Regions from separate parts of the Homo sapiens genome. Here region 1 is linked to region 2. A link is an interaction called in ENCODE POLR2A ChIA-PET data of the cell type or tissue named here. Cell type or tissue: PC-9. All regions are shown on one strand. Each heading gives the region's core, and the rest is flanking DNA. Links, peaks and the distances in the headings are about the cores only. Region 1 overlaps CTNND1 (catenin delta 1). Region 2 overlaps MED19 (mediator complex subunit 19).

Evidence for each region. Peaks named below come from ENCODE experiments on the same cell type or tissue, not always from the same donor. Only the 100,000 strongest peaks of a DNase experiment are listed, where the experiment ranks them.
Region 1: POLR2A ChIA-PET joins it to region 2 with 9 read pairs; 18 of 35 experiments call an interaction of 5 or more read pairs at or near these places.

What each region holds. Positions count from the first base shown.
Region 1 is chr11:57,783,339-57,786,248 of GRCh38, reverse strand. The region is part of intron 1 of CTNND1 (catenin delta 1); the gene reads right to left. All of the region lies in intron 2 of TMX2-CTNND1 (TMX2-CTNND1 readthrough (NMD candidate)), which reads right to left. Among named protein-coding and RNA genes, the nearest start is that of CTNND1, 23 kb to the right of the region's middle. RefSeq lists an enhancer at 1,493-1,993. In PC-9, for the core only: no CTCF peak of the experiment used is centred there; no DNase peak of the experiment used is centred there; H3K27ac peaks cover 905 bases.
Region 2 is chr11:57,701,213-57,704,122 of GRCh38, reverse strand. MED19 (mediator complex subunit 19) reads left to right here. Exons shown (of 5, transcript NM_001317078.4): 5 at 17-413. The coding sequence ends at 85. Among named protein-coding and RNA genes, the nearest start is that of MED19, 9.5 kb to the left of the region's middle. In PC-9, for the core only: no CTCF peak of the experiment used is centred there; no DNase peak of the experiment used is centred there.

The DNA of each region.
Region 1 (2,910 bases), core at 299-2,798, 82 kb before region 2:
ACTTACTTAGATTTTTAAATAGACTACATTTCCTCTCACCAAAAAAAAAAAAAAAAAATCAAAGAATTCCTGAAGTCAGGGGGTTGAGGAAACATAAAGTGAAACTTGTTATTCCCCCTTAAGACTAGATTTTCTGAGAATACCTAGTTTTACTCTCAATAAGCCATTAAGTCCTACATTACTGGATCCCACCCACACTAGAAAGATATTCCTGCTATTACCCAGAGTCCATAGTCCATAGTAAAGATCCTTCATCCAAGCAATGATAATGATAAAAACTCAGTCTCGTCTGTAAGAACTCCCAACCAAAAGAAGTTAAATTAAATCAAATACCCAGAAGGACCAAACAACTAGACAGTGCTAACCAGATAGGAGGTCCAAAAAACAAAAAAATCACTTACCGGCCGGGCGTGGTGGCTCAAGCCTGTAATCCCAGCACTTTGGGAGGCCGAGGTGAGCGGATCACAAGGTCAGGGGTTTGAGACCGGCCTGACCAACATGGTGAAACCCCGTCTCTACTAAAAATAAAAAATTAGCCAGGCTTGGTGGTGCACACCTGTAATCCCAGCTACTCAGGAGGCTGAGGCAGGAGAATCACTTGAACCCGGGAGGCGGAGGTTGCAGTGAGCCGAGATCATGCCGCTGCACTCCAGCATGGGTGACAGAGCTAGACTCAGTACCCCACACACACACACACACAAAAAAATCACCTACCAATAGCACAGTCCCTGGAATGATTTCTTCTACTGTAAACTGACTAAAGAAATACAATTTGGAATTATGATTCTTAAGAGGTTAAGTGTATAGGCTTTGTTATCTGCCTGGGTTTAAGTATAAGATCTATCCTTATTAGCTATATGACTTTGGGCAAAGTATCAACCACTCGAAACTGCAGCTTCCTTTTTTGTAAAATGGAGGAATAAAAATACACAGGGTGGTTGTGAAGATTAAATGAGGCATTTCATGTAAAGTGCTTAGAAAAATGTCTTGACGCACAGAAAGCCAGTAATATTGTTACTACTACAGGGACTAGAGCTTGGGTGTGGTTGGTGGAGTTTTTGAAGTTTGTAAACCAGCCTCCCCAGGCTCCCCTCTTTCATTTGCAGCAGACCTGAAAACTACAGGAATTATTCACTTTTAGAGGGAAAAACAAAATAAAACTCCAGATTAGGGGTCAAAAGACTGGGGGTCCAAGTCTTGGCTCCTCCAAAAACTAGCTAGGAGACCTTGGAAAAGTTATAACCCCTGTAAGCTTCCATTTCTATTACTCTTCATGGTTTAGTTTTAATGAGCTAATATATATAAAACCATAGCCTATGTGAACTCTGAAGTTCACCAATCTTTGGGTTTTTGCAAAAATAATTTTGTCTTCAGAGCCAGTCTCAAAGGCAGCTCTCCTCCTTTCTTCCTATTTATTCATTATAAAATCAAAACCAATGTCATGGCCGGGCACCACGGCTCATGCCTGTAATCACAGCACTTTAGGAGGCTGAGATGGGAGGATCACTTGAGTTCAGGAGTTCGAAACCAGCCTGGTCAACATGGTGAAACCCCATCTCTACTTAAAATACAAAAAAATTAGCCGGGCATGTTGGCACACACCTGTAATCCCAGCTATTCAGGAGGCTGAGGCAGGAGAATCACTTGAACTCAAGAGACAAAAGTTTCAGTGTGCCGAGATTGTGCCACTGCACTCCAGCCTGGATGACAGAGTAAGACTCTGTCTCAAAAACAACAACAACAAAACGAGTGTCACAAATTTATGCTCTCCATCTAAAAACAATGACAGGCAAAACTCCATTTCCATGTCGTTCTAGGGAATTTTTTTTTTTTTTTTTTGAGACAGGATCTAGCTCTTGTCGCCCTGGCTAGAGTGCAGTGGTGTGATCACAGCTCACTACAGCATGGACCTCGTGGGCTCAAGCAATCCTCTTGCCTTGGCCTCCCAAAGTGCAGGGATTACTGGCATGAGCCACTGTGCCCAGCCATTCTAGGGAATGCAAAGGGCTTTTTTCAAAAGCACACTGGGCTGGGCAAAGTGGCTCACACCTGTAATCCCAGCACTTTGGGAGGCCAAGGTGGGCAGATCACTTGAGCCCAGGAGTTTAAAGATCAGCCTGGGCAACATGGCAAAACCCCACCTCTACAAAAAAATTACAAAAATTAACTGGGCATGGTGGTGCACACTGTAGTCCCAGCTACTCAGGAGGCTGAGGTGGGAGAATTGCTTGAGTCTAGGAGGTCCAGACCACAGTGAGCCACAATCACTACATTGCCACCTGGGCGACAGAGTAAGACCCTGTCTCAAAAATAAATACGTAAATAAATAAATAAATAGCATACCAAGCCTCCTACTGCAGAATACTAATCAACAAAATATAGCACCTGTAACACTACAGAACTGTATTACATAACATTCAAGCCAGAAAGGGGCCCTTCAGATACCTAAAAGGCATTTATTTGCCTTAACTGGCACCTGACCCCAAATTTGAAGAAATATTCCGGTTCAACCACAAACAAACTTGCCATTTTGTTTCTAAATCAAAGAAATATATTTTGTCAAGATTTTCTATGGCTTTTTTTTTATTTTGAGATGGAGTCTCGCTCTGTCACCCAGGATGGAGTGCAGTGGCGCGATCTCGGCTCACTGCAAGCTCCGCCTCCCGGGTTCACAGCATTCTCCTGCCTCAGCCTCCCCAGTAGCTGGGACCACAGGCGCCCGCCAACACGCCCGGCTAATTTTTTGTATTTTTAGTAGAGACGGGGTTTCACCGTGTTAGCCAGGATGGTCTCGATCTCCTGACCTCGTGATCCACCCGCCGCGGCCTTCCAAAGTGCTGGGATTACAGGCGTGAGCCCGGCCTTTCTATGGCTTCTTATCAGTGCTTATACCAGAGTCCAAAGTCTAAG
Region 2 (2,910 bases), core at 144-2,643:
CTTCTTTCTCCCCCAGAATCGACATAGTCCAGACCACCCAGGTATGGGCAGCTCCCAGGCCAGCAGCAGCAGCAGCCTACGCTAATAGGACCACTGGACTCTTTGCCAGGATGGCTTTTCCTGCTGTACTGAACCTGCTGATAAAAGCTGCCTTCCAGGCTCTTGGACACTGCCTTGGGAGCATCCTGCAGCTGGGACAGAGGCCAGCTCCTGTTGGGCTCAGTTGAGACTAAGTAAATTAGGAGAGAGAGGGACATGCTTTTGTAGGCTCATCCCAGTTGGTTTTCTCATGGACATCTCTTCCTCTCCCAGGAAGCTTACAATTTTCTTCTCTCTCTTTTGTGCAATTTGTCTGATTTAGGACTTGTTCTGTGTTTTCTTTAAAAAAAAAAAAATTACATTTATCAAACTGGCTGAAGTGTGACTGCCTGTTAAGAGGTATGTGCCTTTCTGTGAATCAGGATTTAAGACAAGGCATTCCTAAGACTTGAGGGGATTTGGGTCTTGTCATTACATGATCTCACTAGCAGGCAGGGAACCAACCAAAATGAAAAGTGACCCAAGCTTACTAATACTCCACAGCAGACACGTAACACTCTGCCCATTATGTTGAGAACCAAGCGCCTCGGTGATCTCAGGCTCCATCTGAAGAGCTGATCCAGGTAGGGCTCAACAGTGTATTCTAGGTCAATTTTGTGTCGAAAGAGAATAGCCAACTGAAAACACATGGACAGTCACCCATGTGTTTCAACAAGATTGGTTCTTTAGGTCAGAAGCCTGTGATCTTTTGAGATGAACTTCTGGCAAGCAAAGGTAAAGCTTCCCTTCTCTTTACAAGAACTTTTGACCTGCTTCGGTCCTTAGTTAAGACAATAAAGTTATTTAGCTGATGTGAAAACATTTCTAAAACAGCAACAAAATGTAGCCTAAACCATCAAAATGTGAAAAACAAAAACAAAAAACACTTTTAGTTTTTCCAGCTGGTTAGGTAACTGAAAACATCCATGAGAAAACCTGAATTAATGTAATCTGACTTTAAATTTAACACAGTTAAAATCTGTTGCCGTGAAAGCCAAGGTTGTTCCTGAATCAGTGGGTGGAAAACCACTCATTCAGCTGGTTTAAATCCAGGATTTCAGAATAAGAGTTTGCTGGGTTTTTTTTTTTTTTTTTTTTTTTTTGAGACAGAGTCTTGCTCTGTTGCCCAGGAGTGCAGTGGCATGATCTCGGCTCACGGCAACCTCTGCCTCCTGGGTTCAAGTGATTCTTGTACCTCAGCCTCCCAAGTAGCTGGGACTACAAGTGTGCGTCACCACACCTGGCTAATTTTTGTATATATATATATATATTTTTTTTTTTTTTTTTTTTTTAAATTTTGGAGAAAGAGTCTTGCTCTGTCGCCCATGTTGGAGTGTAGTAGTGCAATCTCAGCTCACTGCAACCTGCACCTCCTGGGTTCAGGTGATTCTCCCACCTCAGCTTCCCAAATAGCCAGGATTACAGGCACCCATAACCAACGCCCAGCTAATTTTTGCATTTTTAGTACAGACGGGGTTTCACCATTTTGGCCAAGCTGGTCTTGAACTCCTGACCTCAGGTGATCCACCTGCCTTAGCCTCCCAAGGTGCTGGGATTACAGGTGTGAGCTACTGCACCCAAATAAGAGTATATATATATATATATATTTTTTTTTTTTTTTTTTTTTTTTTTTTTCCTGAGACGGAGTCTTGCTCTGTCACCCAGGCTGGAGTGCAGTGGCGTGATCTCGGCTCACTGCAAGCTCCGCCTCCCAGGTTCACGCCGTTCTCCTGCCTCAGCCTCCCAAGTAGCTGGGACTACAGGCGCCCGCACCACGCCAGGCTAGTTTTTTGTTATTTTTAGTAGAGATGGGGTTTCACTGTGTTAGCCAGGATGGTCTCGATCTCCTGACATTGTGATCAGCCCGCTTCGGCCTCCCAAAGTGCTGGGACTACAGGCGTGAGCCACCACGCCCGGCTAAGAGCTTATATTCTTAAATTTTGAGTAATTAAAGGGCTCTGGTCAACTGCTTGAGATTTAGTGTCTAAGGATACCTATTTAAAATTAGAGCACAGCTTTTGTCCAATAAAATGCAATATATCTAATTGAACTGACACCGATATCTAGTTAACCTGCCTTCAACAGGCTTTCATACCTGTTACTATGTCACCTTTGGCTGTTTCCAAAATTAGCTTTACTTTCCAGAGACTAAATCCTGTATTAAAAAACAACTGTAGCTGGGCATGGTGGCTCATGCCTGTAATCCCAATGCTTTGGGAGGCCAAGGCAGGATTGCTCAAGGCCAGAAGTTCGAGATCAGTCTGGGCAAAATTGGTTGAGAGTCTATCTCTACCAAAAAAAAAAAAATTAGCTAAGCATGGTGGCATGCAACTGTAAGTCCTAGCTTCACAGAAGGCTGAGGTGGGAAGATCCCTTGAGCCCAGGAATTTGAGGATATAGTGATCTGATTGTGCCACTGCCCTCCAGCCTGGGCAACCAGAATGAGGCCCTGTCTCTTGAAAGAAACAACTTTTAAGAGTTCTCTAAGCTTTCAAATAACAAGCAGTTTTGGTGATTTCAAGAGACCTTTTTTCAGGAATTTTTGAATTAAATCACCCAAATAAAAACAGGACCTGTTGTTTTTAGAAATGGAGTCTCTATGTTGCCCAGGTTGGTCTGGAACTCCTGGGCTCAAGTGATCCTCTTGCCTCAGCCTCCCTCAGTGCTGGGATTACAGGTATAAGCCACCGCACTGGGTCTCTTTTTTATTTTTTTAGTTGTTAAGTGGCTAATTTCATTATAGTCTTGCCTAAAGATGGGCTGGGACCAGAGAAGTTTATGAGGTTGTCACTGATAACTTCCCACCAGAGATCGTTCACCCTGTCTCAACCA